Regions from separate parts of the Mus musculus genome. Here all the other regions are linked to region 3. A link is a loop called in an ENCODE intact Hi-C map of the cell type or tissue named here. Cell type or tissue: gastrocnemius. All regions are shown on one strand.

Region 1 (8,000 bases), 720 kb after region 3:
CCATCTGACTTCTAACGCAAACCTAGGAGGATGCCTGCCATCTAAAGCTGTGAGGAGTGGGTCAGGTGCTCCGCATCTCTCCTTGAACTTTACCTTCAGCATCCGCTCTCACTCAGCTGGGCCCATGGGAGGCCTGCCTCTGGGCACTGTTTGGAAAATGTACTGCAGTGTTCTGGATTCAGAACTCTGTAGGTAAACTCCATAACCACTAAGCCTTTTCTTTTCTAAAATCCTTTCTTTAAATCTGTATTTAAAGATTTATCTATTTTATAGGTGTGAGTACACTGTAGCTGTCTTCAGACATACCAGAAGAGGGCATCAGATCCCATTAGAGATGGCTGTGAGCCACCAAGTGGTTGCTAGGATTTGAACTCAGTACCTCTGGGAAAGCCGTCAGTGCTCTTAACCTCTGAGCCATCTCACCAGCCCCAAGTCTGAGTTTCTTAAAGCTGGAGTCCAACATGAGACTTTGGTATTCACTATGTCAGATGGCCTGTAACATGCTTGAGCCATAGGAAGTACACAGAAGCTCCCCCACAACCCGCTTTCCCCCTTTTGTCTCCTCTCACAGGCCTTCTTCGGGAGCCTGGGGTGGGGCTCCCGCACTCTTCAAAGGAACTGCCCTATCCAGGACAACCCAAGCCACTCTGAGACCCTTCAACTTAGGTTAGTCTGTCCATCTCTAGATCCTAGTCTCTGGAAGCTACAGCTTCTAGTGGAGAGGTTTGGTCTCCACCACCAACTACTCCACAGGACACACAGGCAAGGGAATTTCCTCGAGGAGCCCTACAATCACTCAGTGAAAAAAGATGGCCTGCCTTCTGTCCCTGGCTGTGTAGAGTGTAGTCAGGGGCAATTTCCTAGAAAGGTGCAATTTGCTAGAAAGATGGGGTCAGGGTCATCATCCCAAATGGCTAGAACTTAGGACCAGAAAACTTAGTCATACTAAGAAATAAATATCAGTCCAACAGAGGCCTTTAAACCTATATTCAACCTTTAAAAACTGGTTGAAGGTTCAGGAGGCAGACACAGTTGAATCTCTGTAAGTTCAAGGCCAACCTGGTCAAAGCAGTGAGTTCCCAGCCCAGGCACAATTGCATACTATGGTCCTGTCTTTAGTACACAGACATACACATACAGACACACAGACACAGATAGACACACACACACACACACACACACACACACACACAGATAGAGACATATACAGGCACGCATGCACAATATCATACCCTAATGGTTGTAGGAAAAAAAGATTAAGAAGTTGATGTTGGAATTTGGTGACAAGGATAAAAGTCAGTAAAGCCACAGCGTGCAGTGGAGACTCAGTTCCTTGAGTGTCACTTGCAGTCTGGCTAGGGAGACCTTAGCCCTCTCTGGGGTGCTGTGTTCTGCTACGCTTGAGTGCATTTTGCTTACTGTTACTACTTAGTTTACAAAATATTAGCATTTCGAGAAAGCTATATATGAAAGAACAGTATTTGAAGTGTGTTACTGTAACTCTCCGGCTCACCAGCCCTATACACGCCAGCTCATGTATCAAGACAGGCTGTTCGTGGAACACAGTGACCCCCAACACTTAAGAACACAAGGGAACACGAAGCAGAAGTCTCCGTCCTGCTGAAATTCATGGTTTTGTATAAGTCACAGTGTGAGTCTCGTAAACTACCACCCTAAGCAGAATACTGTGCAGAGAGGAAAGGGGCGTGCCCGCGTGCAGCCGTGAACCGCTAGGAGGCAAACACTTTTAAGGCGGGTAGAGTTAGCATCCTTCCTGTAGGTAAGGACATGGGCCAAACACAAACTACAAACGAGAGTGCAGGGGTGGGGGCGCACTGGGAGGTTGGATATCCAAACCAGTGTTCGATTGGTGGAGGATTTTGGGGAATCCTTTCTGGGACAGAAGCTCACGGAGAACATAAGGGGCCATCTAAGACCAGCATTGAAGGGAGATTGGCCTAAACGTGGGCAGTCTTGGCTCCAAGGATGGGGCACTGCCAGAGAACTTGGTGCAGGCTGCCGAGGTGACTGCACGTGTCCTCAGGAAGCCCCTTTGATGGGAGGAGAGGCCAATTAGGAGGCCATGCTGTTATCCGTGGTGTGACGTGATGCCTGAGCTGGTTGTGACAGGGACACACAACAATGGGCTCTGTAGGGAAGACCCCGCACCAGGCAGTTAAGAGACAGGATGTCAAACATTTGACAACTGAATTGATGGCGCCCGACTCTGGGGTACCTGCCTAATGATGACAGATGTGGCGTGTTCAGCAGTAACCATCACTGCTGTGAAGCCAGCTGGATTTAAGTACTCAAGGAGCTTGTGAAGGAGTCAGGAGCTGGGCTCGCCTGATGCCCGTGACTGGTCCATGCTGTCGTATGGGAGAGAAGGCTAGTGGTCCTCAGGCCTCTGTTGGGCGCTCTCTTGAAGCAGGATGGAAGCGCCTTGTTCTTGGCCCCAGGTAAGAAGATGTACCGTTCCCTGCTCCAGTGCTGGTCTAAGGACCAGGGCATGATTTTAGATAGGAAATCAGGTGCAGCAGTTTTGCTAAGTAGAGTTAGCGGGCAGAACACAGCTAAGAACTCTCAGATCTTTATCAGTCTATTGAGGTCATGGGCCTCTTTTCTTCCCTCCATCTGTCCCCTCATTCCTTCCCTCCCACCCTCCTCTTTCCACTCCTCCTCCTCCTCCTTCTCCTCCTCCTCCTCCTCCTGCTCCTGCTCCTTCTCCTCCTCCTCCTCCTCCTGCTCCTCCTCCTCCTCCTCCTCTTCTTCTTCTTCTTCTTCCTCCCCCTCATCCTCCCCCTCCTCCCCCTCCCCCCCTCCTCCTCCTTCTGAGATAGGGCTGACTTCCTAAATAAGAGGATGTCCTTGAATCCCTCATGCCCCCTCCTACCCCCAGTGCTGAGAAGGAAGGACTATTTGAGCCGTTGCCCTGATTGTTTCTTCTTGCAGGGAGTCATCTCATTATTTTTGAGTCTTAATTTATCCCCTTCCTTCTTCGACCCTCATGCGACCTCATCTCTAGTTATTGTTCATCTGTACAGAAAGAGTCGAGGAGGGAACGGCTGGCCAAGCGTGCCCTTGTCATGGTGAATGGCTGAGAGGTTAGGATTACGGCCTAAGGGCTTTGTTCTTCTTCTGCTCTCTGTCAGCCACAGAGTTGATGCTAAACTCCGTGGTTGCGCTCGCTCTTCCCTGGTGCTTCCGAGTGTGTGTGGTCCTTGACTGGCAGCCTCGGCCACCTGGGAAATTACTGGAAATGCAAATTATCCAGGCCTGCCAAAGCAGATAGTTTAGGGGCAGGCCCAGCAAGTCAGATCTTAACAAGTTCGACAGCACCACCACTTGGCACAAGCCAGACGGGCTCATGCAACCCCCTAAGGGAAGGGAAGGGATTGAATAGAAAATAAATTAATATATTAAAAAAAATAAAACAAAACACCACATGTTCCACTAATGCTAAAAGTCGGTGTTGTTCATTGACCCGGCACGTTGTGAACAGATTTATGTTGTATAAAGCAAACTGTGTTTTTCCAGCACTTTCCAAGTTCCAGAAATGGCCCTTGGAGCTTTATATAGCTCTCATTAAGTCTCACGGGAGCCATGTACTATCTCCCCACCCCCTTTTTAAAGAAATGACGAAACTGAAGTTTCAGAAACCCCACAGGGCATAGGGAGAAGGCTCATTCCATAACGCGCCTTGCATGCACTGGCCCAAGTCCAGATCCCTTGCACCCACGTAGGAAGGGAGGTGTGACCGCACGTCTGTAACTCCAGCCTGAGACCTGGAGACAGTGTGTCCTGGGAGCCCACCAGTCAGCTGATCAGTTAAGTCCAAGGGCTACCGGAGACCCCGTCTCAATATACTGAAGAGGACGCCTGGTAGGCCAGACTCTGGCCTGTGCTGGCGCCTGCACGTACGAAGCATCCAGATAACTTTTCCAAATGTTGCAGAGCCCATAAATTGTGAGGCTCGTGTGTATCCTGAATTTATAACGTTCGGATCACACTATCTCCGTTATCTGTTTGGGCATTTTCCCTGTGTCTCTTTTCATCCGGATACCACGGAATTTTATCAGTGAATCAGTGACGTGTGACATCCTGTTAAGTAGGGTTACTGCAAACTGTGTGCAGGTATCAGGGATTAGACAGTGTGAAGCACAGTATCCTGACCCATCTTCAAAGCATATCAGTAAAAGCAGGTATGAATTATACAAAAATTATGTCAAACCTCCAGGCTTTTTAAAGCCACTCTTGCGGTGGAGACTGTACAACTGTAAGGAAAAGTTAGGGAAGTGCGCCCTCCAGTGGAGAGTAAGGAAAATACGCTCTCACACCAAGAACTGTAGTGGGGTTTGTCTCCCTAGCTGGTTTTCTTCAAGACTGAAAATTTCAAGACTTGAGTTTTTCATCTCAAAGTTCGAAGCTGTTACTTTTATCACAAAATGTGGGTCTGTGTCATCTTGTCACTATCTTGGGTGTTGGATTTCTGCATCACAATCAGACCACACTGGGGGTTCTGTCCATCTGTAATCATTTACCTGCCTAACTGTAGAATCTGATCTGAATAGGCTCTTGAAAGGTGTGCAGTGTGAATGTTCCTGCCGGTGTTTAATCCCTTGGGTCAAAATTCAGCTCCGCGGCTGCCGATACCTTTGGAATTGTATACCTGTGTGGCTCTAGACAGTTCAGACTGTGGCATCTTTGGTTTCAAGGCTATCACCGCAGGCCATTCCTGTGCTGCCAGTCCACACACTTGATACTTCTTGGCCCACCCACAGGGTGGAATGTTTAGTCAGTTCTCTCCCTGAGGACTCTCAGCGCAAGCGCACTGTCCACGTATAAGATGGATTTGCCCCCTCTCTGGTGAATGAAGGAGATACAAGTGTGAACAAATAACCATCGGAGAAATCTTAGCAAAAACCATGTTTTGTTTTGTTTTGTTTTGTTTTTTTGTCTTTAAAATGAATACCTGGGAAGTTAGGGATAAGAATGTGTTTCCAGTTGGGACGAATAAGTTCTGTTTTTCCTCATGTGTCCAAGAGTCTCGCCAAAGTTGTGCCTTTGGTAAGTCTCAAAGTAGCTACTCTTCAGACTTTAGCATTTCCTGGTAGTAAACCCAGGCTGGATGCAGTTAAATGTGGATTTAAAATTGGGGGAGAAATTTCAGTGTTGACAGTTTGAAATACACATCTCCTTGAAGGTTGGTTCAGTCCTTTGAGGTGAGACATAGAGACCCAAAAGAATCAAAATCAATCAATCTCTCTCTCTCTCTCTTTCACACACACACAAACACACATGCTCGCATGCATGCATGCACGCGTACACACACACACTCAGCTTAAAAGCTCCATGTAGAGTAAAAGAGCTCTAGGTTGAAAATCAGAGACCCTGGGTTTCCGTTCCCAGCACTTCTGGCTTTGGGCTCTGGCTTTCTAATCTGTGCCACAGCAGTTGTATTAATAACACTGGGAGCCGGATTTGGCTCCACTAATCTGACTCATTCATTCTTTGTAGTCGAACACGCTCATAGCTTAAACTTCATTCCCCAGAGTCCAGGATCTGCAGCTTGCTGCTGATTCAGATGACAGGAGTGTCAAAGGGGCTGCAGGTATGGGCTCCTCTCTCAGGAGCCACCAAGTTGATTGTTGGTGTCTAGCTGGAACAGTGACCACAGCTCTTCATCCTCTGGGAAGCACCGGGGCAGAGGAGCTAGCCTCAAATATTGCTTTCCCATGTAAGCAGCAAGAGGGTGACCTTCAAGGTGGCCTCTGCTGTCATGGGGCAGATGCTGATTTGAGACATTGCAGTGTTTTCTTCAGGCTACTACCCACCTGCACCTCGAACCTGCACAGGTGCACCTCCATAGAGGTTGTGTTCTTGTAGTTTAGTTTTCTTTGATGTCAGCATCTTCAAGTGCAGTAATAAAGTATGTTTTGTTCGTGATATTAAGAGTTAATTTCAGGTAGCTGATTATGTCTTGAAGATACTTCTGTCCTTTATTATCAGTAAGAATGCTGGTAGCTTTTCCAGTGACTGCTTTCCTTGGGAGCTTTGTCTGACCACCCTCTCTCCTGCCTTAGCTTAAAGATGTGTGTTTGCTTGTACTAGAGAACTTTTCTCCTCTGGTGTTGCTCTGGCAGAGTGACGAATTAGGAGCCATCTAGATGATCCGAGGTGGATGGTAGACGGGTTGAGGGCGAGGTTTTAATGTGTCTCACAGAGGTCTCTTCCTCTACTAAGCATCCAAATGCCTACAGCTGCTAGGATTTGATGACTTCGGAGCCTTGCTTTACAGAGTTAGGAATGATGGAGCACGGATGCCCTCTGTTGGCAGTTACTGGGATTTTGACCTTAGCTCGCACGGTAACCATCCCATCAGGGTTGCAAATGATGCTTTGGACAGTCCCAGAGTGGTAGTTTTATCACAGAACAAGACGTGGTACCGCCCTCCCCCCACCCCCGCCTTTAGACTGTTTCATAATTGCTCCATTATCAGGCTTTTTCGTCTGTCTTTGCTTGGGCATATGGGCTAGACACAATTTCTTAGGAAGTCTCAAAATGACAGTATGACACTATCAGATTGACACTGCCGTGCTAAGCATCTTACCCACCCGTCTCATCCTCTGTGAAGAGAGCGTGTCCCAGGATATGTGGTCTATTTGTTTACTCACTTTATATCTGTCCAACTTCCATTGTTGGGTGATACACAAGTTATTGGACACAAGGGGACCAACAGGTAATTGCATAATTAGTAACTAGTGGACAGAAAGATGGAATGTGCATTTGGGATTCGTTCTATACATTTCAGAGGGATAGGGATGGTCTGATCCAAAGTAGAAGCTACCTCCTTACACACACACACACACACACACACACACACACACACACACACTCACACTCACACTGCAAGCCTTACCTTCTCCTGTTCAGTTCATATTTAGGAATGGCCTGTACTGAAGGCAGACACGAGATGCACACCTAAGTAGGACACGGACTCATCATGGCTCTGAAAAGAGATTCAGGAAAGGCAAAAGTATCTGTGGACTGGCCAGCAGAATTAGGTAAGCAACAAGGCAGTGACTGATCAGACAAGATGCAGATTGTAAACACCCTTGCTGATGTGAGAGCCCAGTGACCTTTGGGGCAGTTGTGCATAGATCTTGTTTTATAAGGCATACAGCGGGGACACATTATACATAGAACCGGATATCACAAGTAGGCCATTATAGTGCTGACCTGTATGACTCTTGCCATGGTCAATTGGGCCTCCGAGCTGGGTAAGTTCATCGCTAAGAACGTGGCAGGGAGCAGCTGAGCCCTTCAGTCAGAGGAGGGAGCAAAGTGGGCAGAGGTCAGTGTAAGCTGAGGAGGGCTGACTCTCTGGGCAGCTACGGGAACCCATCCTGGCTTCACAGCTGCGGCCTTTGCCTAGATTCTGCTTTCTCTCCCATGTGGGTAAGGACTATGCTCGGGGCTCCCTTCTGAACTTTGTGGTTGTGGATGGAGCAGTGGGTGGCTCTTGGAGGTAGGAAGCTGTCCTGCTGCCGGAATTGCCTGTCCTAGCTCTAGATGAACTGCGGAGCAGACTGGGGACGCAGTAGGCCATCAAGAGCGCCCCTCTCCCAAGCTCACACACACTCAGTACTGTGTCCTATCTTCACACATCAGGAAGAAGTAAAATCAAGTCTATAATAAAAGACAATAGCTTTTTGTTGTTGTTTAGATCTAGAACACTGTATATGGTATTGCATGGGGCCATTATCCATTATATGTCTTGAAGTGTCTGTGGGTGATATTACATGGCATTTGGTTACACTTTAACATATTGTAGCATACAAATGAGATAGTGAGTGATAATTGGCAAGTATGATTCTCACAACATTTTCCACCGTTGCATAGTTTCAGAGATGCCCACAGTAAACTGACATTAAGACAAGTTCTTTAGCCAATGGTAGTTTTAAATTTCTTTAGAGGACTCCCTTCCCCTAACCCCAGAC
Region 2 (8,000 bases), 540 kb after region 3:
TATAAACCAGAGAGGTTATGTGCCTGTGAGCTTTACATGATGAGACTTCAGGGCAATAAAGGAAAAGGGGATCAAACTGCAGTCAGGACTCGGTTTTATCATCTCAGGAGCGTAGAGAAGAAACAGTGAGCCAGTGGATGGTAAGAATCAGTGTGTTGCATTTCTAGCAGTATTTTGAGAAAGCCCGTGTTAGGTTCAGAGATGCTCATATGAATAAAAGCACCAAAGTGGATGATGAGCAGAGCAAGCAACTCTCTGAACCAAACAGGAGTTGCTGCTCCACAGCAACTCAGGCTATGTTCCGAGTTAGCTTCATGAGAATGTTTTTGCTATTGTCCTTTTCATATAATCGACAACATCCAATCCTCCATAGGCAGAACTCCTAAGTTACCATACTCCTCCCTCCAGGGCTAGGGGACCACCTGCAGAGAAGGAGGCAGAAAGACTTATGAGCCTGACTGACATCAGAAAGGACGGGAGCAGACACTGCCTTCTGAATATGACAGGACTGCTGCCCTCGAGAACACAGGCGCTGTGGTTGCCTACACAAGACATATACAAACTTGAACCAGTCAGCATTCCAGCATGGAGAGGGAAGGGCACAGAAGAACTGCCTTAGTTAGTTGAGTTTTATTACTGTGAAGAGGCATCACGATCAAAACAACTATTATAAAGGCAAACATTTAATTGGGGCTGGCTTACAGTATCAGAGGTTCAGTTCAGGAAGCATGGCAGTGTGCAGGCAGACATGGTGCTAGAGGAGAATAGAGTTCTGGTTGTACATCTTGGTCCACAGGCAGAAAAAGTGGACTATCTTCCACCGGCATCCAGGAAGGGGCTCTGATTCCACGCTGGGCAGAGCTTGAGCATAGGAGACCTCAAAGCCCACATACACAGTGACACACTTTCTCTAACTAGGCCACACCTACTCTAATAAGGCCACACCTCCTAAGAGTGTAACTCCCTGTAGCCAAGCATTGAAACACATGAAGCTATGGAAGCCAAAACTATTCAGACTACCACAAGAAGCCCAGCCTTACTATGGAGCTACAGACAGTTAATGGTTTCTCAAGAATAGTGAGTCAGGTTCATCTGAGGGTATCGGTCCTTGTAGGCCAACCAGACTTTGATGGATGGTCCCACACCCAGAAGAATATAAACAACAAAAACTAGAGTTGATAAGTTATCGAATTATAAAAAAGGAAGACAGGAAGTTGGCAGAGTGTTACTGAGGTAAGAGTGGATCGGGAAGCAGCGAGGGGAAGTAATTGTGGGTGAATTTGATCAAAATATGTTATATAAAATTCTCAAAGAAGTAATAAAATATTTTGAAAAATTCAGTTATTAATGATCCTTTTGAACTTTAAAATCCCTTCTAAAAGGACACTCTAGCCCATCATAAGTTGAGCGATTGTCAAATATGCTAATAGAGAATATTAGATGAGAAACTTTACTTCTCTGCTTCAAAGCCTTTCAAATGTACTCAACTGTGATCCAAAGTGTTCTCCAATAAAAATCTCATATAAAGATCTTGTGAAGAGTTGTTTCATAATGTATATTTGCATATGTATATATATACACATATATGAGACATATACATTATACACACATACAATATAATATAACATATATAATGAGTTTTATAAGGTACATACATACTTTGTAACAAAAGGCATGTGTCTAATGTATCTCCCTGTCCTTTCTCCACAGCCCCGAAACATTTCTGTCAAGTTGGCTGCATTTATAGGGAGGAGGTTCTTAAGAGCCTCAAGGGCAGCACATTACAGCAGAAGCTGCAAAACTCCTGCCAGATGTGTCTCATTAGCATCCTACCTCCCATCCCCATCTTAAGGTCCTCTGTGAATTCCATGATCAAAGCCCTAATAGCCCCTGGAGCAAAGGTAGCAATATACTTGACACTTAGTGACTAATACATCATTCCTTCAATAACAAAAGCAAGTTTTTCCCCATACACACACCTGCCAGAGTAATATATAATACAGAGAGCTGGCCACCTTAGCCTGTATTTCAGTGTCAGCTTGGGAAACTTTCCTGGAAGAATATATCTTTAAAGGAACCAAAGAGCTAATTGACACAGGTCTGAATATGATATATGTGATCAGTCCTAAATTGAGGAATTATGTGGGCAGGCTGACATAAGACTTCATGGGCATGTAGAACCAATATGACTCAGGTCAGACATTTTCCCTGTGTTGAGCATCCAGCCCAGGATTCACACATGGTAGGCAAGTGCTTTTCCACTGCACTCCACTCTCACTCAAAGACAAATTTCACCCCTTTATAGTAAGAACATTCTGCACAGACTTAGCTACACAGTGAACCTAAGTTCAGCTGGTTGTCTATTGATGCCTATTCTTGTTTGTGGTGGAGACAGCTCAGAGAATAAAAGAGATTTGGAACACCTGGCGATGCCGTTAGGGTGGTCTGATATGATAGCCCATTAAAGTGGACTAACGTCATAGTGGACTTATGATGACATCATAGTGAGCTAATGATGACCAAGAGACATGGATTGGAGGAAAGATTGAGCTTGAACTTGATGTCTATGTACACCTATATAAATCTTTGACAAAACGAGGAATCACTATGACCTTCATTTACCTCAACTGTGAAATGACGAGAATGGAACCTATGTGTTTCATGAGGTTATGGGAAAGCTCAAATGTGGTCACTGTAGAAATTGAGAGGGCAGATCTCTTGGGTTCAGACTCTATCTTAAAGAACCTGACCTAAGCTTGAACTCCAGTTAAATAACAAGCTGACACCTAGCACCAGTTTCCAGGTTACTCCCCCCAAAATCTGTGCCTCCTGGTTACAAGCCTGCCCCTGACACTTCACTTCTTAACAACCACCAATTAGGAAGAAAGCTGAAATTAAGTTTACGGTTTGGCTCCCAGCACCAGCAAATTGTGTTAAAGGAAAATAAAATTCCAAAATGCGACCCCCCCACCACCAGATGTGTGCCAGGCTAGATATCCCCTTCTTGCGTCTCTAAATACCTATTTGAAATTAGACTCTCAGCTATACCTTCCTGTCCTGCTGTGTTAGGGTTGGCGAGGAGCCCAGGCTCCAGCTTGAATAAAAGACCCTAGTACAACTGCATCGGAGTTGGCTTCTCAGTGGTCTTTTGAGGTTCATGAATGGGCACAATAGAAATGGAAAGTATATTGAAGAGTACACACATATATTTACAATGACTTCCATTCCACTATCAGCGTCATTTTTTTGGTTGCTGATGAAATACTAGAATATCTCAAACCTCACTTAGTGCCATACTTCTGGTATATTTTTTATTCATTTTGAAAAAATAGGGTCTCACCGTGTGGCCAGGCTTGCCTGGAAATCCTGGGCTAAGCAATCCTCCTGCCTCAGCCTTTGAAAGGTAAGAATTACAGGCACAGTCGTGTGCCACTCCACGTGGCTCTCTGAGTCTTTAGAAACTTTAATTTGTATGAGACCCAGATGGTTTCATTAATGCGATTCTGATTCAGCAGGCTTAGAATGGCAGCCACGGGTCTGTGCTGCTACTTCTGCTGGTAATAACAATATTGGCTAGGCTGGGGAGGACACTTTTTATCACAGGACTCAATACAACTTAAGCCCTTAAAAATGATGAATATAGAAAATGGTTGCTTAGATGACTCTGAGAGTAGGGAGCTGAAGTAGTTATGTTATTTATTTTGCACATAAAACAAGTTTTTACCTTGCATTGATTACATTTAAGGGCACAAGAGTCTATGGCATGGGCTCCTTTACCATAAACAATACGTGCAGTCAAGGAATATTGATGACCATCTTCTTCTTCAGAGATTTTTTTTTTATGCCAAAACACTCAGCTACCCTTTAGAGAAAATCCAATTTGGCAAATTGTTCCTGGCACTCCTGAGAAATCACTCCCAGGAAGGAAGAGTTCTGACTAGACAACCTGAGAGGCCTCCACCTTCCATGTTGGCCAGGACTCACAGTCTCTCAGAAGCCATGCTCACTGCAAAATTCATCTTTGTCAAGAATAGCAAATCACATGCTGTACAGTATCACAGTCTCATTATGGGATGTCATCTCACTGCACAAATACATTATTTTCCCCAGATTTACCGACACTGCTGCCCACGTCACCGCCAACATCTGATGGATGGGCTCTATCAGAGTGGATTTAGGTGTGTGATTTACACATGGCAGGCCCCTGAGAGCCGTGGACCACAGCCAGTGCCAGAAGCACAGTGGAGAGGATTTCTCCTTCATGGTCCCTTAAGCACAAAACCCAGTAGATGGAAAACACTGTGACATCTGCTGTAAGAGAAAAGAAATAAGACTAACTACAATACCCTTTCTGCAGTACACTTCTTATTTGTTAGAATTTAGGCACCCAGAATGGGGACTTTGAATTCACCCAAGACCCTACTGGTTGAGTCCACAAGATCACCTAGTGCTAAATTCCATTTTACAGAATGATGCCCCTTACCCAGGCATTGTTCTGTATGTGAGAAGAGAGACTATTCCTGTAGTGTGTTAGAATTTGCATGGGGAACAAATAATTTTACAGAGAAAAGAAATAAGAGAATTACATGTGCCTTCTCGCTCGTGCCCATTTAATCTTCCTAGAAGGCAATAATTAACTCTCTGGGAGAAACTGAGCAAAAGTCTCATAATAGGGGCTAGAGCTATGGCTCAGCAATTGAGAACACTTGTTACTCTGGCAGAGGCCCCTGATTCACTCCCCAGCATCCACACAGTAACACCTGTAACACCAGTTCCAGGGGATGGGATGCCCTCTTTCAGCCTCTGCAGGTGTACATGGTGCGCATACATATATGCAGACTAAGTACCATGCACACGGAATAAGGAATAAATAGTGACTCTTTGAAAAAACAGAAACTATCACAATGGAGAACTTTAATTTTTAAAGGATCTCAGAGAGTCTTGAATTTTATGTTCAGCGCTCCATTCTTTTCTCTATATTCTGGTTGCCCAATCTCTGCTTGAGTCCTTGGAGAAACTGGGAAGGTCATAATCTCCAGAAAACTCAGTCCAGTTACTTCTTGAAGACTTGAGCTATGAAGGAATAGCACCATAAACTCATATATTCTTCTAATTTAATTGCATCTGCTTATCAGAGAGACGGCAACAACAAACATGAAATGTAAGCAAGAGAAAAATAGCTGTGACATCCCAAATAATGCTGACGGCTCTGTCCATCATCCAGCCATGCGTACTCACTCCAGAATAAATAAAATCTGTTCCCTCTGTTGGCTGAGTTCCCAGGTGGCTTTTACCATAAATACCAATGGCTACATTGACCATGTTAGAACTAGTTAATGTGATTTTTTTTTATTTCACCCAGAACCTAAAACATGAGCTGACTGCTTTCTAAATCCACTAGAGAATAAAAATTAGTTTCAATCTTGGAGAAAATTTGACTGTATTAGACATTGAGAGGTTGGCTTCAACATGGCATTACCCTAGAGAGTCGTCAAGAAGGTGCTGGCACAGCAGGTGAGGTAATGTACTACTCTTGCTTAGGACCCAAGTTTGGCTCCCAGCACCTGTCCCAGCACAATCCAACGTAACTCCAGCTCCATAGCATCTGAACCCTTTTTTGAACTCCAGTGGCAACTGCACTCACATGTGTCCACACACATACATAAACCAACACAAATATACAGAAGTGAAGACTTAAACATTGCTTTGAAGAAAGAATTATTGAGGGAAGTTTGGGCTATAGGTAAGTCATGTAGCACATCAAACTAAATGTTGAATCAGCATTTTGTACCTTATTCTCATACATGTGTGGACATCATTTCAGGGTGTCTTATGTTACTCTCTCAGCTTCTCTTTGTGAAAGGAGAATAACAAATTGCCTATACCTTGAAATCTGCCTTTATGGGCTTCCCATGAGACAGCAGGAGGGTGTGTAATGAAAGCCTGCTTGACCTTATGACCTGACCCAGAAGAGAGATCCTCCTCTGGTCCCTGAGATGGAGGTAAGAGGAACAGGTGTGAGCTGGTCAGGTCACGGAGGCAAGCAGAGGCTTTCAGTCTGGGAGCAGGATCAGGGTGTACTCTTACCTATCAGCGAATGCATAAATTATGTTCCAAATCGTATTGCTATGGCCAACAATAATTGTTAATTATTTGTATAACAATAATATGTTGTATTAGTTATTAATAGTCATGTATGGTTTTGTTAGGTTAGGCAAACACATTTTGAAGTACTTGTCTATTGACATTAAAATATGCCACAAACTTATTCAACATAATCTTATTAATTCATAGTTCTAGAAGACAGGCTATAGGCTAAAATGAAGGAATCTTCTGGGTTGTATTTCTTCAGGAGGTTTTAGTTGAGAACCATTTCATACATTCCCTTCTAGAACTCTCTTCCTTCCTTAGCTCACGACCTCCTCTCAGTAAGGAGAGCAGCACTTCAACCTCTCGTTCTGTATTCACATTTTTCTTTGACTCTGGCTCTCCTGGCTCGTTCTGGGGTATAAGAAAAATTCTTATGAGTACACTGGGTCCATAGGATAATCCAGGATAATTCTCTATCCCAAAGTTCCTTAACCATGCCTCAAAGTCCCTTTTGCTACATAAGATAACACAGTCACCAGATTGGGAATTGGAATTTGGAATTCTTTGATGGTTGTGGCAGTTAGGAGCCTAGAAAGTTAAAGTAGACATAGCATCACATTTTCTAGTGGGAATGCATTTCCAGAGTACTGAGATCCATCATGGCTCAGACTCTCCTCACATTCTTACCTACATGATTAGGGGTAAGCCATTTCCAAGGTTTTACCCAGATAAAAAGTAGTATCTGTTGTGAAACATGATAGGGCAAGGGGGAAATCTTTGGTGACCTACCCAATGTGTATCCCTGAGAAATTATACCATACAACAAATCTAGTGTAAAAGAAGTTTGTTGGGGATTAGGGAGAGGAGTGAAGACCTGAGGAAAGGATAGAGACAGATAAGTAGACATGTAGACAGGCAGACAGACAGGGATCCAGGAGAGAGCCATGAGGGCAGAGAGAGGGGGCGAGGGTGGAGTGGGGGATCATACAGAGAACAGAGGGAGGGAAAACTGAGAACAGAGAGCATTAGGGCAGTGGGCAGGTCCTTTTCTTTGTCACATATATCTTAGAACCCCTGGAAGTGGCCTCAGGTCATGGCAATGGCAGCTGCTAGGTCCTTGAGAGCAGGCCAATGGAATTGCCCCTATGCTATCAGGACCTAGAGCACCTGACCTACAGTGATACCCTGGCCCAGAAGCCAGCGTGTATTTGCACAACCCTGCAGGTGAGCATATCTTTAAATATCAAACCCTGGTGTCTTGCAGACCGCATGTTAAGCCCAGCTAGGTGTTAAGCCCAGTACCACATCTCCATACCTTGGTATACATATGTGTAATATATGAGAATTTGTCCTCTTTTGCTACATATTTTTTGTTTGTCTTCTTTTTGTAAAAATTAAGCAAATTAGGGTGCATGGAGGCATTTCTGCAGAGCACAGGACCTCACATGCACTGATGATAGCAGAGATTTGTGAAGCATGAGAAGGGTGCCTGCTTTTCACACAGTTAATAGAATGCTAGATCATATAAATACAAGCATTAAGGTATGTGTTTATAGAGATGCACCCAGTGTGTATTGCTTAAGACAGGACTCTCAACCTTGGCTGCATGGTGGAATCACCAGGGGAGATTTACAAAGCATCTCTGCCCAGACTCAGTCTCAGAAAGCTCAGATTAATCGCTGTGGGGTACAGCCCCAGCTCTGGGATTTTTAAAACTCCCCAGCTACCTCTAATGTGCAGCTAGGGTTGAGAATCACTCATTAATGACACTTTAGGCGCCTCAGAAATGTGTTTTGAATTGATTTGCATTTTATAAAGAGGAAGAAAACTCACTTTGCTGTTGGCAGAACGTTTTGTAGAGCCAATGTGACAAGCAGAATTGACAAAACCCTACTCTGATCCTACAGAAA
Region 3 (8,000 bases):
CACCACCTCAAGAGTGTTGTGCCAGCTCCCAGTTCTGAAACCTAAGTATCTATGGTATTTGCATCTAGAAAAGGAAAAATGAGTATTTCTCCAGTGGCTCATCTACATGCTTATACGTGTAGGAGAGGGTATTGATCTTGTTGTTGTTGTTGTTTGCAGTGCTGAAGAACGAACCTGGAAGAGTGGATGTGCTAAGTAACAGCTTCCACCGCTGAGCTGTGCAGTCAAGTCCTTCCAGAAATTCTAAAATAAACAGGTCTTTATATGTGTATGTTCAACAAACTAGAACCCTTAGTTCTTGGATTTCTTCCACACCTGGCTCACATTTTATTTCTTTTTGGGAACGCTGAGATTTGGACAGAAAGAACAAAGGAATAAATACTGAATGGATCTAGTATCACGGGTATAATTTTAGGTCTATATTTCTATATTATTATACTACTGTGAAATTATAATATTTACTAATAGATCTCATTATGTGATGATTTAATATATGTGGGTGCCACCTGGCATATGGTATAGACCTCATGACTGTAATAATTGAAACAGATGGGATATGCTGTTATAGCCAAGAAACCCTTCTCAGATCTTAGGGTCTTAATCCTAAGACAAGGGTATTTCCTCATTATTCTGATACACGATGGGAATCTTAAAAAGGCAGGAGACAGGGACACCATTGCTCCTAGCTACATATACCCTCTGAAACGCATGGCTTCCAAGAATACTTTTGTAATCATAGAGGACTGGCTGGTATGCTTTTTAAGAGGTAAGATAGAAATAACCTATTTAACGTATGTCTCATTTCTACTAATCAGTCTTATACAGCTACTGTAACTACAAGTAAGACTGATCACGTTAAAAAAAAAGATATTTGGTGAGACTGCTTGCCCCAATCTCTCTAAGCACCAGCTATACTAAGGATAAAAGAATTGCTACAATTCCCTAAAAAATAAGTCATTCCTTTTGGATGTATATCCCCATCAGAATTTCTGTTAGCCTTATCATGTTCATCAGTTCTTAACCGATGTTGACCTGTTCCTAAAACATCTTGAACTCTGCTTTTATGTCACTTTCTTTACTAGCCTGATTGTCCAGAAAAGCAAAGTCACTCAGACATAATATAAAAGTATCAAGATTAATGAGAGAGGGTGTATTAGGGTAACTGCCTCACTAGACTCTGGAAGAGGAGGAATCACAATGAGCCACTTGAGCTGGAGACCCCAGGGAGCCAGGGGTGCTGTTAAGGTTACGTATCAAACCACTAGAACAGGAGAGGACAATGTTGTTAATGCTGCTGCCTGAAAACCTGGAAAACGGGGCTGGTGCAGAGCTCCAAGTTCTGTTGTCTTAAGGCAGGAGGAAGATGGGAGGTTGGTTAAAGGGGAGAGAAGGAGTGAGGGAAGGAGGGAGAGGGGAAGGGGGAGGGGGAGAGGGAGGGGAAGGGGAAGGGGGAGAGGGAGGGGGAGAGGGTTCAGTAGAAGAAAATTTGCCTTTCTTCTCTCTCTTTGCTTTATTCCAGACCCTCAGGTGGTCATCTACATTTGATGAGGGGCTGCTGATACTATTACCAATTGTGAAAACACTCACCCACAATTCAGAAATGTTTACTAGTTATTGAGGCGCTTTCTCTCTCTCTCTCTCTCTCTCTCTCTCTCTCTCTCTCTCTCTCTCTCTCCCCTCTTCCCCCCTCTCTCCATTTCTCTGATTTTTCTTTATTTCAAAAGACATATTTATTTTTAGTTTTGTGTACGTATGTGTGTCTGGGTGGGTGTGCACATAAGTGTAGATGCTGGCAGAGGTCACGAGAGGGCATCAGATTCACCCACAGGTAGAGTTACAGGTGATTGTGAGCCATAGGCCATGGGTACTGGGAACTGGACTCTGGTCCTTTGGAAGAGCAGGAAGTGCTCTCAGCTCTTAAGCCATCTCTACAGCCCCTGAAGTTAATTCTTTTAGAATATGGGACCTGTTGTTCCTGGTCTCTACTGTGCTAACTTTGGTATGGATCTCAGACCTTTAAACATTTTCCACTTAATTTTAGAAAACCTAAAAGTGACAGAAAATCCTAGAGTGTATTTTTTCTTTAAAAAATAATTGTTGATGTGTGTGCACATGTATCATGTGAGCATGGGTGTGTGTGCATGCCCATGTGTATGTACATGCATGTGCATGCACAGCCCAGTAAGTGTGTGGGTGTAGAGCAACCCTGATCTCAGGTCAGTAGGATTTGAGACAAGCACATTTGCCCACTGAGCCGTTTCACTGTCCCGTTTCTTTATAGAGCTGTTATGTCTTCCTTTGGGCCCTCTGATGTAAAAGTCTCAAATGAAGCCTTTTAAATTATATCCTCTAGCACGACTGACGAGGGAGGGACAGTCCTGTATGCTATATCTGTGACCATAAAAGAGTGAATGTGTGGTATGTGGCAGCGACCATGCTCTCTCACAGCTGCTTTTAGTGATGTAACTCATCAGGATGCTTCCCTTCCAGATGATGGCTGAGAAGATAACTAAACAACAGCGCCTGGTACTGCAACAGCAACAGAGCTTCACTGTTTTCTGGGATTTTGTTGGTTTGTCCCTTTTTTCTTTTTAAACTTTTTACTGGTGTGTCGTCCTCAATGTTGTTCAAATTACTGAAGAACCTAGGAAGGTTGTTTCTGCTATTGATGGATAGTATGCTGCTATGGCTGGTCTTTTAAAAAAGATTTTATTTATTTTATGTACATGAGTACACTGTCTCTGTCTTCAGACACAGCAGAAGAAGGCCTCAGATTCTGTTATAGACAGTTGTAAGCCAACATGTGGATGCTGGGAATTGAACTCAGGATGCCTGGAAGAGCAGTCCGTGCTCTTAACCCCTGAGCCATCTCTCCAGCCTGGATGGTCTTTTATATAAATGTATACATATGCATACTACTTGAAGTTTTGGAAACTGTAGTTGTGCTGTCAACTCTGGAAAAAAGTATCCCTGTTTCAGGTCTTGAGCTAATATTGTACAGAAAGTAGCATCTACATAAGTCTAAACATTAAATGTAGTCTCCTCCCATTTTCACAAGATTGACCCTTTAAATATATAAGGTCATATCTATGTGGGTATGCATACAGAAACCAATAAAGTTTTCTGTAAATCATGAAGGAGAAGAAAACACAAATGTCATAGGACACACCTTTTCTGTTCCCATATTTTATGGAAATTTCAAGAGGTAGAAATTTTTTTTAAAAGACAGATACACAATCAACGTCAAGTTTGCTGACATTGTCAAATTGTTCTGTGGAGCCAGGGTACCTCACTGCCAAAATCCCTTTTGTGCATAGACGTGTGCCTAGTCTGGCTTCTTTAGAAACCACTCATGAAAATAAGGTTCCTGCATAGAACAAACTGCAGTGTGGTCCCAGCAGACCACAGGTTCCGAGTATATATTGAAAAAAAAAATTTTTTTTTTAAAGGAAGTCTATGGGAAGTTTAGTCACAAAATGTAGATGGAGCATTATGCCACTAGGGGGCGAAGTTATCTCAGTAAACCGTTGGCTAAAAAACCCGAGTCTTTAAGGCAAATCTAAACCTATGTGCTCACATTGGCACCAGTCTGGTTGTTTTAACGAGTTATACTGTAGTTACTGTAACGGTGCATCCTATCCATGAGGCATTTAGCTAAACTTGTTGTTTAATAATTAATAAGAATAGTTTTAGTCTTTCTAAAAAGAAGTGATAAAGATAGTTCAGAGTGTTCCTGTGGACTCCCAGTCTGTCCTGTTGCTATCTTATAGCACGGTCAGCACCAGTAACGAGCCAGTCCTGATAAGGTAATACTAACTAAACGCCTCTATCTGTTTGGCCTTTGAAAGCGAATGCCCGTCCAGCTGACCGCAGCACACTGCCTTGCTGTGCTTTTCCTTTGGCCCCAGGCAAACTGTAACATTTTCTCAGCTCCTCTGTGTTCCTGCCGATCTTGGTGACTTCGATTGGATACTTCACACACTAGCGTTCGGTTTGCATTTGCCTGACTTGCACAGCATTCTGGGATTTGGAGCACAGATCATCAAAGAACAAAGGGCTATTCTTTCTGACTTATCTGCATGACATAACAGTTTTGACTTCTAACCTTGATCGCTTCGCTGAGAAACTCTTGGCAGGCTTCTCCACCGACCTATATTTTATACTGTTTGGGAGAGAGTCACTATGTACAGATCACAGGAAGAAATAGAGTTGTGCTGTCCTTGAAGGGGCACCACCTGGCTTATCTGGAGCTCCTCTGGATGGATTTATCCACTCTCGTCACCTGTTTATGTGCAGTATTATTGACATCAGCATGGACTTATGGGCATATTTTATGCTTTGCTTTTTCAGCTGTGTCTGGCAAAGTTTCGTTCATTTTTAGTGCTAAGAGCTACCACAGCAGAGAGTTCCTACATGGCTGCCACTGTGCTAAGCAGTCTGTATATCATATATAACATCTCATTTCATTCATCAACTATTCCGAGGGGAGACATATCCTTTTGTGTAACCTTCCTAGTGCCGAAACCCTTTAACAAAGTTCCTCATGTTGGGGTGACTCTCAAAATCAATTTTTTTCCTTGCTACTACACAACTGCTTTTGCTACAGTTATGAAGCATAATGTAAATATCTGATATGCAGAATACACGCTATGCGATCCTTGAAGAAAGGTCATTTGATCCCCAGAGGGGTCGTGACCCACAGGTTGAGAACCCCTGCTGTAGTTCCAAGGAAAAAGCTTGCAGCTGATAGAGGTGAGCTGATTCCTTGGGCCATGCTGGTGCTAACTAACCAGGATACAAGCACTATCTAGCTTAAGTTCAAAGCCTGCACATCTCATGGTCTTTGTTAGAGACCAGGACGTGCAGCCAGTGTGAGTGGGGTTGGGGTGGAGGATGGTAAGATTTGCATAGCTGAAGACTGGTTGCTTGAGGCCTGGAACCCAACCCTTTCTCCTTGCACTTTCTTCACTAACAACTTATTAACTTACTATTTCCGTTTGTCAGATATAAACGGTTCCAAGATCAATAGAAATTGTATTGATATCTTGATAATGAGTTGATATATGATAAGAATTATGCTCCATACTCCATAAAGCATTGAAGTAATTTTGAGGGTGCATGTAATATGTGTTTATGTGTGTGTGTATAGGTGTGTGTTGTGTGTATATATGTGTGTGTAGTATGTGTGTATGTATGTGTGTTGTGTGTATGTGTGTGGTATACATGTATATATGTATATGTATGTGTGCTGTATTGTGTGGTGTATATGTGCATGTCATATAAGTATGTGGCATGTGTACATGTCTATATGTATATGAGTGTGTATATGTATATATGGTGTGTGTGTATATATGTGTGTGGTATGCGTATATGTGTTTGTAGGCATATGTGTGCCATAGCATGTATGTGGACATTGGAAGACAGCCTTTCAGGAGTTGGTTCTCCCCTTCTACCTTGTATCTGATCCAGGGTCTGTCTTATTTCTGACACTGCACTCTATTCTCCAGCCCAGCTGATCTGCACACTTCCTGCTGACCATCATGCTGGCATATGGAGATTACAGATGTACACTGTCACATTGGTCTTTTGCCTGAGATCTGGGATTCTAAATCAGGTCTCCAAGCTTGTGCAGCATGCACTTCTACCCAGGGGACCATGTACACCATATACACATATACACACACACCACAAACATATACATATACACATGTACACATGCCACACACATATACACACAACACACATGCATATATATATATATATATATATGCCACATACATATAACACACACACACACACACATATATCACATATACTCTCCCTCCACAAAGCAGTTTTTAATGTATTTTTCTAAATAAACTTATTATTATAGAACAATTTAAAGGTTAAGAAGAAATGTGAAGACAGTCTCTTACATTCATGCCATATATTTATCACAGTTGATTAAGATGATGTTGACATCTGGTTTTAAGTGAAGTCTGTGGTTTACTCAGATCTCATGAGGAGACCATGTTGCATTAAATTGTCATACATCCTTCGCCTGTTCCCAGCTCTGACATTTCTCAAACTTTCCTTGCTTTTGATGGCTTTGGCAGTTTGGAGGCTGATCTGGTCTCTTCCAGGGGACCTGAGCTGGGTTTCCAGCATCCAGATCAGGTAGCTCATAACTGCCTGGATCTGCAGATCCAGGGGACTTGACAGTCTCTTCTGGCTTCTAGGGACACCAGCCCACACATGTCATACAGACAAACACACATATGTGTAAAAAAAACTTTTAAAACACATTCTGTGTCATGATCCTTTCCTGCTCAGCTGGGAATGGTGGGCAATGGAGGCTAGACTCAAAAGCATTACGGCCCTTTTTTCTCGCTGCTTCTGGGGCGGGGAGACTTGATCACATGATCTCAATTGGAGAAAGGATTCATTTCGGCTCACAGTTTTGGAGACTACACCCTGGGGTGGGCTGGTCCCATTGCTGTGGGCTGTGATGATGCATAGCCTTGTGGTGGAAGGAGGAGAAGGTTGCTTATGCTATTGCAGCCAGAAAAAGAGGGAAAAGGAGAGGATACAGGGCAAGCAGGAACAAGACACACCCTTCAAAAGCATTGCTCCAGTGGCTCCCACTCTCCCACCTGGCTTCACCACCCCTAATAGCCCGTTTGGCTACGAACACATGAGCTAATCAACTCTCAGTTATGGCCTCCAACTGGACACTAAGGCTCCAACATACGTGCTTGTGGGGGACATTTCCTATCCAAACCATAATATTCTCATTTTCTGTAATGTACACACTTGAAGATGGGAGTGGTATGTAACCCTCCTTCAGGGTCAGCATTGCCCATATTATTTGGATTCTTCATTAGAAATTTATCTCTTCTCTATCATATGTTCACTTGCTGTATACTTTATCCCTAGGAGTGAGAACAAAGAACATCTATTTTCAACTTTGAATTACCATCCAGTATGACTCCATATATATATATAAACATATATGTGAACATATATATGTGTGTGTATATATGTGTGTGTATATATATATATATAAGTGTGTGTGTATATATATATGTATATATATATGTGTTCATGGCTCACAGTGCTCCAGCTTTGGCCTCCTGAAGCTCTTTCAGTTACTCCTGCACCCAGCTAGCACACAGCACTAAGGTTTTGGTACTTCACTGTGTGTATGAGGCTCCAGGTTCCTCTTTTACCTTTGCTTTTCTATCCCTAGAGACAACCATGTTCCTCAGTCTCCCTTATGGGAGAAAGGTGTGAGAAACACCTAGATGCTAAGTTCGGAAGTACACTTATGGGGCACATTGTGTACATTTTTAATTCCTGTACAAGACCTACCAGTTAGTTATGAGCCCTGTATGGTAGAGAGGCAGCCTATGCAGTTGGCCTTCTATGTCCCCTGGCTGGCTGTGGAATCTGGCCTCAAGCATAGGTGCCTACCCACCAATGTGACACTATGTGCAAAAATTCTAGCTGAAATGCAAGTGTGCTACCATTGCCACCTGAAGTTGGTGACAGGTTTTGTGTCTAGCTCATGTCTTACCTCCCCAAGAAAGAAGCAGCTTTTCTCCTGGAATCAATAGTTCTCTGAAGCTCTGTGGCAGTCGAGGCGTGACAGAGGAGGCATTCCAAGAGGTTCTGCTCAACTGAGGTTTCCACCACAGACCCAGGGGCTTACCTGGTACCACTCTACCCAGATTCACAAGATCATAGGTGGGGAGTCTGTTAGAAGAAACTGCCAGGCTGACCTCAAATAGAAGCAGGATCAACCAATCATATTTGGGGGTGCACAAGGATGAGCAGGAAAGAAAGAGTCAAAAGTCAATACAGTGATAAGAATTCTTGGAAAATGGTGTGTTGGTAGAAAAATGGCGGGTGGGCAGAGGATGTTACCTAAATTCCCACTTCTCAGGTGCAATATCAAAAAGCCCACAGTTTTTTGCAGCTTGATATTTCTTTCATAATTAGAATAAACTACATAACATTTC

Evidence for each region. A loop is a pair of places that touch in the nucleus more often than their neighbours do. Peaks named below come from ENCODE experiments on the same cell type or tissue, not always from the same donor. Only the 100,000 strongest peaks of a DNase experiment are listed, where the experiment ranks them.
Region 1: a loop joins it to region 3, with 8 times the contacts of the local background. A loop is called at or near these places in 36 of 42 quality-filtered maps.
Region 2: it touches region 3 in a loop (2.9-fold over the local background); 5 of 42 quality-filtered maps call a loop at or near these places.

Annotation. Positions count from the first base shown.
Region 1 is chr16:28,836,546-28,844,545 of GRCm38, reverse strand. All of the region lies in intron 1 of Mb21d2 (Mab-21 domain containing 2), which reads left to right. Among named protein-coding and RNA genes, the nearest start is that of Mb21d2, 89 kb to the left of the region's middle. In gastrocnemius, CTCF peaks have their summits at 4,308 (motif pointing left) and 6,326 (motif pointing left); DNase peaks (open chromatin) are centred at 3,816, 4,296, 4,692, 6,329 and 2 more places; H3K27ac peaks cover 252 bases.
Region 2 is chr16:29,014,388-29,022,387 of GRCm38, reverse strand. No RefSeq gene overlaps it. Among named protein-coding and RNA genes, the nearest start is that of Mb21d2, 89 kb to the right of the region's middle. In gastrocnemius, no CTCF peak of the experiment used is centred here; DNase peaks (open chromatin) are centred at 3,075 and 4,210.
Region 3 is chr16:29,556,551-29,564,550 of GRCm38, reverse strand. No RefSeq gene overlaps it. Among named protein-coding and RNA genes, the nearest start is that of Opa1, 19 kb to the left of the region's middle. In gastrocnemius, a CTCF peak has its summit at 3,497 (motif pointing right); DNase peaks (open chromatin) are centred at 3,495 and 3,909; H3K4me3 peaks cover 235 bases.